Linked DNA regions of Homo sapiens: region 1 is linked to region 2. Evidence: chromatin contacts called from ENCODE Hi-C or POLR2A ChIA-PET data. All regions are on one chromosome and are shown on one strand. The core of a region is the stretch at or near the end of the contact, and the rest is flanking DNA. Distances in the headings are between cores, read along the strand shown. Region 1 overlaps INPP4A (inositol polyphosphate-4-phosphatase type I A). Region 2 overlaps TMEM131 (transmembrane protein 131).

Region 1 (6,392 bases), core at 2,335-4,834, 500 kb before region 2:
GAAGCTGGTGCCGAGTTCTGACATGGGAACTGAGAACTCTGCCCCTGTCAGGGCAGACATGGCAGAAGAAGAGGCTGGGCAGGCAAAAAAAGACACTGGCTAGCACTTGACCTTCCAAACTGCTTTTCAGCTTGACTCATGCAAAGAGGTTTATCTCTCCCCTAAACCCCCTGCTTTTTGTTTCTTCAGCCCTTGCTCTGTGCACCCCCACTCTCGATTTTCCTCTTTGAGGAGCGAGTCCCAAGTGTCGAAACCCACCATGTGCAATAATTCCACTTCCTCCGTCGTGCTCGGCCTCCATCATGCAGACCCTGGGGCCTCAGCTTCCCCTGGGTTGCTGCGAGGATGTGGCCCCATGAATCTGACGGCTCTCCTGCCCTCCCCTCTGCCCCATTTTGTTCGAGACTCAGGGCTGTGCTGTCCCAACCTTCCCCAGCCTGTGCAAGATTTGAAGACTGTCCCCTTCATCAAGCCACAGCAGCCCTCAGCCACAAAGAGCTCAGGGTGGAGCCTCAAAACCTCAAGAGTATCTTAAAGAAAAAATGAAGAAAAAGAAGAAGCCTATTCACTTCCTAAAAACAGCCATCTGCAGGCCCTCTGAGATATCTTTTTTGCACCCATTCTTCTACAAGCTTCTGCCAGCGCCAGGTTCACTGGGTGGAGACCGTGTACCCTAAGCCAACTGACTACTGACCACTATCAGGCAGGAGACAAGGGCTGTGCACGGAGCGAGCAGAGACTGGAGGAAAAGCTGCCTCAGCATTCCTCAGCCCCTGGCACCGCATGCAGCAGACCCTAGGGCTAACAGCTCACACCTACCAGACCTTCACTTGACCATGGACGCTCATGGCTCTGGTCTGCCCTAAATCCCGCACAGGGGCTTGTAAGCAGTCTCGCAGGCACATGCCTGTGAGCCCTCCGCAGGTGGCTACTACTTCCTGCTCTCCTACAGACAGACCCCAGGGCCAGCTCCACAAGTCAATTCCTTTGTGCCTGAAAACTACCTGCTGCGTGAGTGAATGAGAAGGGGCAGGTGTGCTCCCAGTTGGTAACTTTGCATCACCTCGCCTGTGATGAATGACCATGCCATATCACAGATTCAGAAACTGAAGACCACCAACCAACATGACTCCAAAATGTACGTGCAACGTGCTGCCCAGGCCGTTGCCTTCCCTCTGAGATGTAGAGCACCTTGGTTGGAACAGCTGAAATGCTGGGAGGGCATGGCCAGAACCAGCCTCAGCGAGACACCATCACAGCTGAAATGTAGACTTCCACACAAGCACTGTGTGTTCCTGGGCCTGGCTGTCATTAAGGTCCCTGCAGAACCATCTGCCCTTGCACCTGCAGCTTGAGTTGGCCGCTTGATAGGCCAGGCAGAGGAAAGCCCAACAGAGCCAATGTACCTGAAACTGGGGTCAAAAGCAGCTTTGACAAGCCTCACTCAGGATGCTACAGGTTAGTTTAAAATGTCTGTGGGCTGGGCGCGGTGGCTCACGTCTGTAATCCCAGCACTTTCGGAGGCCGAGGCGGGCAGATCATCTGAGGTCAGGAGTTCAAGACCAGCCTGGCCGACATGGTGAAACCCCGTTTCTACTAAAAATACAAAAATTAGCCGGATGTGATGGCACACACCTGTAATCCCAGCCACTTGGGAGGCTGAGGCAGGAGAATGGCTTGAACCCGGGAGGTGGAGGTTGCAGTGAGCCAAGATTGCAACAGAGCACGATTCTGTCTTGAATAAAAATTTTAAAAAATTAAAAATTAAAAATAAATAAAAAATAAAATGTCTGTGTGTTGGCTGGACATGGTGGATCACACCAGTAATCCCAGCACTTTGAAAAGCTGAGGCAGGTGGATTGCTTGAGCCCAGGAGTTCAATACCAGCCTAGGCAACATAGCCAAACCCACAAAAAAAAATTAAAAATTAGCCAGGCATGGTGGCATACACCTGTAGTCCCAGCTACTCAGGAGGCTAAAGTGGGAAGATCACTTGAGCCTGGAAGGCAGAGGCTGCAGTGAGCCATGATCCTGCCACTACACTCCAGTCTGGTTGACAGAGTGACACCCTGTCTCAAAAAAAAAACAATAATAATTAAAAAAATAAAAGGTCTGTGTGTAACTAGAAGGTAATATTTTATTTTATTTTTATCTATTTATTTATTTATTTTTGAGACAGAGTCTCCATCTGTTGCCCAGGCTAAAGTGCAGTGGCACGATCTCGGCTCACTGCAACCTCTGCCTCCCGGGTTCAAGCGATTCTCCTATCTCAGACTCCTGAGTAGCTAGGACTACAGGCGCCTGCCACCACGCCCAGCTAATTTTTTGTATTTTTAGTAGAGATGGGGTTTCACTGTGTTAGCCAGGATGGTCTCGATGTCCTGACCTCATGATCCGCCCACCTTGGCCTTCCAAAGTGCTGGGATCATAGGCGTGAGCCACCACGCCTGGCCACTAGAAGGTAATATTTTAGAGACATGTGCCTTACAAATAGTATCTAACCATTAACTGCCCATTTCCCAAAGAAAACCCTACAGGCCAGGTCATAATTGAAATAAACGGGCAGAAGCTTAAACACGTCGTCTAACCCCACCCTCTTTTTCCAGCTAGAATGATGCTCAATCCAGCCAGAGCCTAGGCCCAGACCTCAGAGCAAGGGGGGTGCAGCTTCCTTCACAAAACTAACGTATTAGTGTGAAGCACAGGCTGGAAAGAAGCTAACAGGCATCCAGAGAGCACTGGTTGAAGAATCTGCAGCACAGCCTGGCAGCAGGCCAGCATGCAGCTGGACAATGGAACACAAAACTCCTTGTGGGCCAGTGAAACCGTCAGAAGAGGCACACAGCGAGCACGCAGCATGGCACCAGGGATGTGGAAAACTGTCTCATGTCTGCACATGCAGGCCTGCTGGCATATACACAGCATAACTTCAGAAAAAAACCCAACAAGCACATGGCATTGGTGTCTTAAGGGAGGGGACATGGATGGCTAGAGGATAGGGTAGGAAACAGGCTTTACCACATATCCTGCTATATTTTACAATTTTTAAGCCATGAAAATGTTTGCCTATTAAAACATAAAATGTTATCAAATTTGTCAAACCAAGTTAAGTACAGGGAGGTTTTTGAGAAGTCTCTCCAAGAGACATTAGTGCACAGCCAATAAGGGGATGGAAGATTTCAAGGAGCCCTGCTCTGGGGCAGGCACCCCTGCAGGTGACAGAATCAAAGCTAGGCCCACACCTGTTGCTGGCAGTGACTGCCACGGCCTTGGCAATGAGCATCCCTTGCTCTCCGCCCTTCACTTCCTTCTTCTCTGACTTGTCTCCTTCCACTCTGTTTGCCTCCTCTGCCATGTCACTACATCATGTGGCATAGTGAAGTCTATATTCCAAGTCAGAGTCCCAGTTAGAGATGGAGGGTGGTGTGGCAGAACCATGAGCCAACCCCCGTCCCTGTAATCATCTCTCACTACCAAACCACCCCCTCGCCAGCTACTGGCTCACAGGCTTGACTGTGTCTTTTTGCACTGCACCCACTGTGCAGATACCCCATGAGGTCACGGGAAGGGCGTGGCTATGGAGAAGATGGAACCGGCTGCAGCTGCCCAGCCAGCTATTTCACACTGTAGGGAGAGCCCCTGAGACAATTAATACCATTTCTAGAAACCAGCATTTCTGGGTTTCTTTACACCCCAATGCTTCCTCTTCCTCATGGTGTTTCAGCACAGTGTTTCACAGGTGGATTAGAGGGGGCGCAGACGATTCTTCTCCAATGCTGGGTTTCATTTCTGTCATTTCACAGATAACAGCTTCACCCCTGACCCCATGGGTGCCAGGGACACCCTGCCCTGTGGTCTGCATTGTGGACATCCTGCAGCAGGACCCACTGCCACACAGCGCTGGGTGAGCCGCAGCATCCACAACTGTAAAGCCAACACAGAGCGGAGACAAGGAGGCCAAGTCGCGGCCCACAATCCCCTAAAACTGGTGGTTAGAGCACAGGCATTATTGTAAGAATTACTATGATCCAAGAAAGGGTCTCCCCAAACCATGAAAATGACTATGGAACTGCTTCTGTCACTTAAAGTAATGACACAAACAAAAAGAATGAAAGAGTCTTAAAAAAGTCTGACACCCTCCAGTGTGGGATGAATGAATTCCCAAACTTTACAAAAGGCCTGAAGGGGCTCGAGCCCCCCGGGTGATCTGGCCCTGCCTCTCCTGAGCCTCCTTCCTGATGCATTGCCCCAGTCCCTCCTCATTTATCTCTGAAGACCCCCAGGTTGAGCCACTGCCCTTCCATGACACATAACTCACCCTTCCCTGAGGCCCTGTGATGCTCCCCAAAACCCACAAGAGGAAGAGGCCACCTTTCCTGGGTGCCCCTACCCTACTAGGCTTCTCTGCACCCTTGCACCTATAATACCACACTTGCATATATGTGTACATGTATATGGGGAAAATTTTTACTTTTAATTTTAAACATACACACACACACACACACACACACACACACACGATGACCAAACCCAAAGGTGTGGCACCTTCTCACCCAGAAGTGGAAGCAGACCTAGGTTCCAGCCACCTGGACAAAAGGGCTTGTGTGCCAAGGATAAAAAAGGTCACTGCTGAGAACAGGCTTCTGCCTTTGACTCAGCAAACTGACAGTTCTGGTTTCTCCCTGAGAACTTACTGGGGCAGCAGCTGTGCAGTGGATTCTGGTCTCCCCTCCTTCTCCTCAGTTAGACTGAACCTCAACTTGACCTCAGGGAAGCAGGCTGTCTTCCCAAGAGAGGCTGAGGCTTTTCTTGCTACTTTGACAAGGACAGACTAGCTTTATTCATTCGTTCACTCAACAAACATTGATTATATGCCTATTTTGTGCCAGGCACAGTGGGGCACTCTGGACCTACAAAGAAAACCAAGCTATTGTCCCTGCCCTGAAGGATGCTTAAGTCTTATGACAGCCCAGATCCATGATGTTCGCAGGGTGTGTCCATAGAGAACTCTGGCAATCTTCACACTGTGAATGCCATTGTGGGACACAATGCCCCTGTAGCATGCAGTAAAGTAGAATCTAACACTTGAGCAACTTCTCCAGACCCTCAAGGAATTACTATTAACCAGTTGCACACCAAGGAGGAGAGGGTAAGAGGGCCTCCCAAACACGGACACAGGTGTCCCCCTCAGCACTCTGCACGCCAGCCCTCCAGGGTGTCCTGGTAGACTTTCTTACTTTCATGTTGTTTTTCCTTTTGGCTACTCAGCAGCGACCCCCTTCCTCCTAATAGCTCCCTGAACTCTACCCTCCCTTAGGCCACTCAACCAGGGTAGGGAGGAGTGGGCGGGAAACCAGGTGAGGCAATCAGAGTGCTGATTTTCCCAGGTGCAGGGACCACTGGTTTAGGGGCAAGCCCCTGGCCGAGGTCTACTCAGTGTCACTCCCACTCCTGGGCCAGTCCAGACCTGAACTATCCATCTTGTCTCATGAGTGAGCGGCATTTCCGAAGGACAAAGCTCTGCCTGAGCACTATGCAATCCTGACTTGGTGTCATATTCTGTGCTCCATGAATGCTCCAATCACACTGGTGGCAAATGTGGTAAAAGTCAGTCAAAATCAAGCACTTCGGGTGCCTTTGGGCGTGTGGTGGCTACCATCCTGACGGGTGTTAGCGGGCCACAAAGAGTGTGCTGAGAGCCACCTTCCACAGTCAGCCATGCTTTGAGAACTTCGCCTCCGCTGTACTTCTCTCCCTGCCATGATCCGCCGATGCTGCCTACCCGCTTAAGGTCTGGAGATGCAATGTGGAAATCAGAGCCACATCCCCCCTGGCCATGCCTCACTCTCTGCATACATGCTGCATACTTAGGGGTCCCAACACCTTTTGTTTCTCCTGGAAAAAAAATGTGCAGCATCCCATTCATTGGGCCAGAGTCTCACCCAGGATACCAGCAGAATGGGAAAGCAAGCCCCAAAAAACACACAGAACAGCACAGCCATGAAGGGGCAGGAAGGCATTTCTATGAAGTTCGGTGGTCAGCTCCCTCAAGTAAAATACTCCACTCTCAAAGAGGAAAAAAAATCTGAATGTTTTTATGGAGAAAGAACTGGCTAGCAAAACAATCTGGAAGATAATCACTAGGCTCAGGCATCACAGGCAGCAATGATTCATCTTGGGTACCAGGAAACGTGTTGTGTTCAGTTGCTGCCTATCCGTAGCCACTCCCAGGGTAGAGAAGGTGAGAAAGGGCTATTTGATGATTTTTTTTTTCTGAGGCAGAGGCAAGCCCCTGTCACCAAGACTGGAGTGCAGCGGTACAATCATAGCTCACTGCAACTTTGAACTCCTGGGCTGAAGCTATCCTCCTGCCTCAGCCTCCTGAGCAGCTG
Region 2 (6,097 bases), core at 2,103-4,602:
CAACCGATTGTATTTTTTCCAAATACAATGAAATTATATTTTATTTTATTTTTCAATTGTTCAGTGCTTGTATATAGAAATGTAATTGATATTTGTTATTAACTTTACGTGCTATAACCTTACTTGTTCTAATAGCACCTTTTTTTTTTTTAGATAGTGTTTACAGCTTCCTTTCCTTGTTCCCAATTTTGGGGGGAAACATTCAGTCTTTGACCATCAAGTACGATGTCAGTTGTAAGTTTTTAATAAGTGTTCATAATCGCTGAGGAAGTTCTTTCTATTGGCTTACTGGTAATTTTCATCATGAATTGGTGAATTTTATCAAATTCTTTTTCTCTATATTAAGATGGTGAAGTAACTAGTTTTTCTTTTTTTAGAATGTTAATATGGTAAAATACATTACTTTTTAAAAATGTAAACCATCCTTGCTTTTCTGGTATTAACTCTGTTTGGATGTTATATATTACTCATTTTTACATATTGCTGGACTCAATTTGGTAAAACACCTTTAAGCATTTTTTATGTCTGCATTAATGAAGTCTGTTGGTTTTAGTTTTTGTATGCTATTTTTATTTCTGGTGTTGGATTAATGCTGGTCTCATCAAATGAGTTGGGAAGGATTTTTCTTACAATGTTGAATCATTTTTATAGAATTAGTCTTATTTCTTTTAAGCCGTTTTAGCATCATTTGTTAGAATTAACCAGTGAAACCATCTAAGGCTCAGACAGGAAAACTGCAAAATGATACTGGATCATTTTGTGTCGTAAAGCAAACATGTGCTCCAGGACTAATGGAAACAAGTTAGAACAACACAAAAACTGGCTTGAAGGGATTCTCATTGGCCAAATTTGGAACATTTTGAACATCAAAAAAAAAAGTAATCAGTTATATTGGAAGAAAATATGAGTCCATAGTGATACTTAAACATGAAGAAGGTGGATGGAAATAAAAATGACATTACCAAAGAATGCCTTCTAGTAAATGTACAAGGAATGATTGAATTAGAAAGTTACCGTTTTACAACTGCCACTGTAATCATTGACTCAGGCAGGAATTGTCAATGGATGCTAAAAATTATTGGTAAAGATTATTGGGTATATGTGTACTATCTCAAAATTCTTTTTATGAATTATCTATTACAAAGGGAAAAATACATCTTTGTGATGCAAAGATCTGGTGGATACTACATTAAGCAAGTGATCCAATTTAATATCACCAGTAGTGACAAATTGAAATATCAGTCTCTTGTTAGGGTTGCATGTCATTTCTATATTATTCTTACCAAAAATATTTGCCCTGAATCTAATCATGAGGAAACAATAAAGCAAATCAAGATTGTGGGATATTCTGTAAAACACTAGGTCTTGATTCTCCAAAAATTATGTCATGAAAGACAAAAACTTTTGAGGGGGACTGTTGTAATTTAAAGGAGACTAAAGTGACAACCAAATATAATGCTGTAATGCATGATCCTTGATTGGATGCTGGACTGAAAAAAAAGGTTATAAAGGACATTTTGGGGTGGAAACTTAAATACCGACTGTATTTTTTAAATGTTATATGTCAGTATTAAAATGGTTGGCTGTGGTAATAAAATTGTGATTATGTAGGAGAATGTCTTTGTTCTTAAGGGATCTGTGCTGAAAGTATTTACTGGGAAGTGTTGTGGTGTCTGTAGCCTGCTTTCAAATGGTTTGACCATATATAGATACACACACACACACACACGCAGACATATATATATTTTTTTCTCATATATATGAGAGAGAGAGAAAGGGAGAATGTGCTGAAACAAATCTGATAAATACAGTTGTTTTAACTATTCTGTAGGTTAACCTTTTCTACAGTAAAAGGTGCGCCAAGAAAATACTTCCCTGTTTGAGAGTCAGGACCACAGTGGCTCTTCCAGGCCTTGACCATGGGGCTGAAGCAGTTGGTTCTTCAAACCTGTCCAGCTCTTCCCCACCTCCCCAGAGACACAGATGACCTTGTATCTTAGCTCATTGAAACAGACCCTCCAGCGTCAGCTCCTTCTATTTCTCCCTTCTTGTAACCTCAGTTTGTGTCTCCCCCCACGTTTCTTTACTTCAGTCTTCAGATAGAGCTTTTCTTCTCCTTTCTCTTCTCCTGTTTTCTTGACTTTCCAAGGCATCTACTTTAGAGTCTGGCTTCTCTCTGCCACTCAGAAACCTGTCTCAAGACTTACCAGTGGCTTCCAATTGGCCAACTCTGGTGGCTTATTTTCAAGTCTCTGCCCCTCTGTCCTCTTCTTTTCTCTGTGGGATAGTCTTTGACACTGTTGAGCCCTTTCTTGGCTTCCATGACACATGCCCTCTTCTGTTCCTCTTGCTCATAAACCTCCACTGTCAGTGCTCCACTGCTGCTGGAGGGAGGTTCTGCCCGTAATAAGTTGCAGAGCTCAGCCCTCTACCATTTCTTCCTTGATTTTTGAAAGCTGAGAGCTTCAGTTTCGTCCCTCTGTTGGTGTCCCTTTCCCCAAGTTCAAGTACTGTCTTGGAACTGCCTGCTTCAGCATTTTTCCTTGCATAGCTCATTGTTAACTCAGATCCCATTTATCTGAAGTTGAATTAAGCCTTTCCTTTCTTCATATGCCCCTTCAAATCTGGTCACTTGCCCTAGGCGTAACAGGCATTTAAATCACCAGCCTTCAAAGCTTGTGGGTATCATAAAATGCAGACTCCCAGGCTCAGTCTCAGAGAATGCGATTCAGTATGTCTGAATGTAGGCCCAGAATCTACCTTTTGCTGAGTACCAAGGCATTTTAATGCAGTGGTCCAAGAACTCCACTTTGAGAACAGCTACTTTAATGATTGGTTTCAGGGTTTGTTACTGTTCTACTTCACCATGGGCTTTCTCTGTCTTCAGGAAGCTGCACCTGTTGGGAGATTATTCTAAGTATTGGAAGGTCGTTGAGAGACAGCCTGAGCTTGAGCTTTGTAGAGATGCAGACCTGATCTGTCCTCTCATCTCTGCCACTTGCCAGAAGTTTGACCTTGGGCAAATTACTGGAAAATGGGAAAAATAGCACACAACTTCCAGGGTTTGGTGTGGATGGTGGCTCAGCTTCTGCCCCCCTCTCCAGCCTCTTCTTAATTCTCTTCAATGCTCCCCAGATTTCAGACCTATGAAATGACTTATCTTCTTAAAGAACCATGATTTTTCATACCTCAAATTCCTTTGCACTGTTGTGCTTTCTGGTAGGAATGCCCTACCTTAACCTCCGTGTTCACCTGACTCTTCCTTCAGACGTAACCACTCCATAAACCCTTGTGGCTGAATTTGGTGGTTTCAGTGCACCTGGAGCACCCAGTACTTGATTTATTCGTCTGTGTCTCATCTCAGTGTATGAGTTCCTTGAGGAGGTCCAGCCTTAGCCGTTAGCACTGTGGTTATGTGCAGTAGCTTTTAGTTAAAAGTTATCTTTTTTTTTTTGGAATAATCAAGGCACCTACTATGACATTAGCTAATTGTATTTCAGAGGCCTAGTTTTGAAACTTTCATTATTTGTCAACATACTTGGCAGCCATGCCAGCAGGTATAAGCTTTCCCGCATGTTTTCAAAACAGGAAACTTTTGTCCTTTGGAATAGAAGTTCTAACACTTGAGCACATTTTTTTTTTTAAACTAATGTCTTGAAGAGGTAACTTGTTTCTTTTTTTAAGTTTAGGTTTGCCTCATCCCACAATGAGATCATGAAATAACCTTGCCTCTCCCCATCCTATGAGTTAGCTGGTACTTTCTGTTTATAGTCAGTGGTCAGCACCAAAATAGTATCCCTTGAATTTCAAAGCAAGCCAGGACAGACTAGAAGTACATTAAAATTTGTGCCTGGTTACTAGAGGGGGAAAAATAAAATATATAATGTTGTTTCATATGTATGTAGTCAAAAGTAAAACATGTGACTAAATAAATTTTAAAAATAATAAACTAAAATTCATAGTAATGCTAAAATTTAGTTTATGTAAATCATTAAGTACCAGGCACAACAAAATTTTTGTTTCTTTGCTTTTTGTTTTTATGTAAACATTATTGTGCTTAGAAGTTGCCAAATTTGGTGTCTTTCAATTTTTTTCCTTTTGGAATAAATGTGAACAAAGTCTCACATTTATTCAAACATTTAACTTCATTTTAAAAATTATTGCTGTAGGATAACTTTTTTTTTTTTTTTTGAGACGGAGTCTCACGCTGTCGCCCAGCCTGGAGTGCAGTGGCGCGATCTCGGCTTACTGCAACCTCCGCCTCCCGGGTTCAAGCTATTCTCCTGCCTCTGCCTCCTGAATAGCTGGGACTACAGGCACATGCCACCACACCGGCTAATTTTTGTATTTTTAGTACAGATGGGGTTTCACCATGTTGGCCAGGCTGGTCTCAAACTCCTGACCTCAGGTGATTGCCTGCCTCGGCCTCCCAAACTGCTGGGATTACAGCCGTGAGCCACCGTGCCCAGCCGCTGTTGGATAATTTTTTAACTTAAAATTTATGTCAGAGATGGAGAATAAACTATTAAAGACTAATAGAGAATAAAATTTTTGGACCATGTATTTACAAAAGTCATGTTTAGTAGTAAAAAAAAAATCTAGTTTACACTACTTAATGAAAAAAGAGAAATATTTTTAAATATATATAACACATTCTCACTTTGACATAAATTTTTCTCTTTTTACCCCAGTTACTACTATGCCCAAGAAAATTTTCCAAACTTTAAGTCTTTTTTTTCTTTTACCACTTTGGAGTATGACCTGTTATTTATAAACTTTCCTTGAAAAAAAATCGAAATTTTAATTTGTACCCTGAAACTTTGATCAAAGTAATAGGAGATCAATACCACATGAGTTAAAGAATGGAGTAAAAATATAATTGTTCTCTGTATAATCAAGAAATTATCTGATGGGCCATTGTAACTATTTCACATTTCCATTTAGCAAGTTGGTTCCGAGATACAAAAATATTTGGCACTTTTTGGCTTGTGGATGTCCAGTTGCTCTAGCACCATTTATTGAAAATTGAAAAAATTCCTCCAGTGGATTATTTTCATACTTGTATCAAAATCAATTGGGCATATTTGTGTGGCTCTCTTTCTGGGTCATCTGTTCTATTCCATTAGTCTGTGCATGTCATTTTGGCAATGTCACACTCTCTCAGGTACTCTATTACTAGAATAATACTACCCTTACTCTTACTCTACCTTAATATTGGGGAAAGTAATTTCTGTCACTTTTTCCTTATTTCTCAAGATTGTTTTGACTATTTTAGGGTGTGTACCTTTGCATGCAAATTTTAGAATAAGCTAGTTTGTGTGTATGAAATATGTTGCTGAGATATTGATAGGAATTGCATTAAACCTGTATATTAATTTGGGGAGAATTGACATTTTTCCTGTGTTAAGTACTCTATTATATATGTTCATTTATTTAGGTTTTCTTTTTTTAATCAGCATTTAAAATTTTTTAGTATATAGATCCTGTACATAGCTTTCACTTTCCGGAGTGATTGCAAGTATTTCACTTTCCAGAGTGATTGTAAATGGTGTTTTGTTTTTTATTTTTTGGTTTCCATATGTTCATTGTTAGTATATAGTGTCTTGTTTTTAACTTTTTGGTTTCCATATGTTCATTGTTAGTATATAGAAATGTTATTGATTTTTGTGTGTTAATCTTATATCCTGCTTCCTTGCTGAACTTACTTATTCTAGAAGTTTTAGATGATTTTCACAGGTTCCTTTGGATTTTCCATGTAAACGATCGTATCATTTGCCAATACGGACAATTTTATTCTTCCTTCCTGATCTGTATGCATTTTATTTTCCTTGCCTTATTGCAGTATCTTAGAATTTCTAGTACTGTGCTGAAAAAAAGTTGTGGATCACCTTTTCCCAGTCTTAGGGGAAAACCATTCTTTCACCATTAAGGTATAGATTTTTGCAGATGCTCTTTGTCAAGTAAAGGAAGTTCCAGTTTGTTCCTATTTTAGTGAGAATTTGTATCATGATGAGATGTTGGATTTTGTCAAATGATTTTTTTTGCATCAATTGACATGATCATATGATTTTGTTATTTATTAGTATATTTGATTCCA

Evidence for each region. A loop is a pair of places that touch in the nucleus more often than their neighbours do. ChIA-PET counts read pairs that join two places held with the same protein, here RNA polymerase II (POLR2A). Pooled maps may share reads with other maps.
Region 1: a map with no recorded cell type shows a loop between it and region 2 (2.1-fold over the local background). The contact joins two enhancer-like sites. A Hi-C loop is called at or near these places in 2 of 37 single-sample maps with no recorded cell type and 1 of 50 pooled maps. POLR2A ChIA-PET finds 5 or more read pairs at or near these places in 2 of 52 experiments (GM10248 and activated T-cell).

The regions. Positions count from the first base shown.
Region 1 is chr2:98,458,228-98,464,619 of GRCh38, reverse strand. The region is part of intron 1 of INPP4A (inositol polyphosphate-4-phosphatase type I A); the gene reads right to left. Among named protein-coding and RNA genes, the nearest start is that of INPP4A, 17 kb to the right of the region's middle. RefSeq lists enhancers at 575-624, 811-1,326, 3,840-3,899. Within about 2 kb of position 3,584, at least 13 of the 41 ENCODE cell types and tissues checked have a DNase peak (open chromatin) inside an H3K27ac peak, as active enhancers do.
Region 2 is chr2:97,955,191-97,961,287 of GRCh38, reverse strand. The region is part of intron 1 of TMEM131 (transmembrane protein 131); the gene reads left to right. Among named protein-coding and RNA genes, the nearest start is that of TMEM131, 38 kb to the left of the region's middle. RefSeq lists an enhancer at 3,374-3,453. Within about 2 kb of position 3,352, at least 3 of the 41 ENCODE cell types and tissues checked have a DNase peak (open chromatin) inside an H3K27ac peak, as active enhancers do.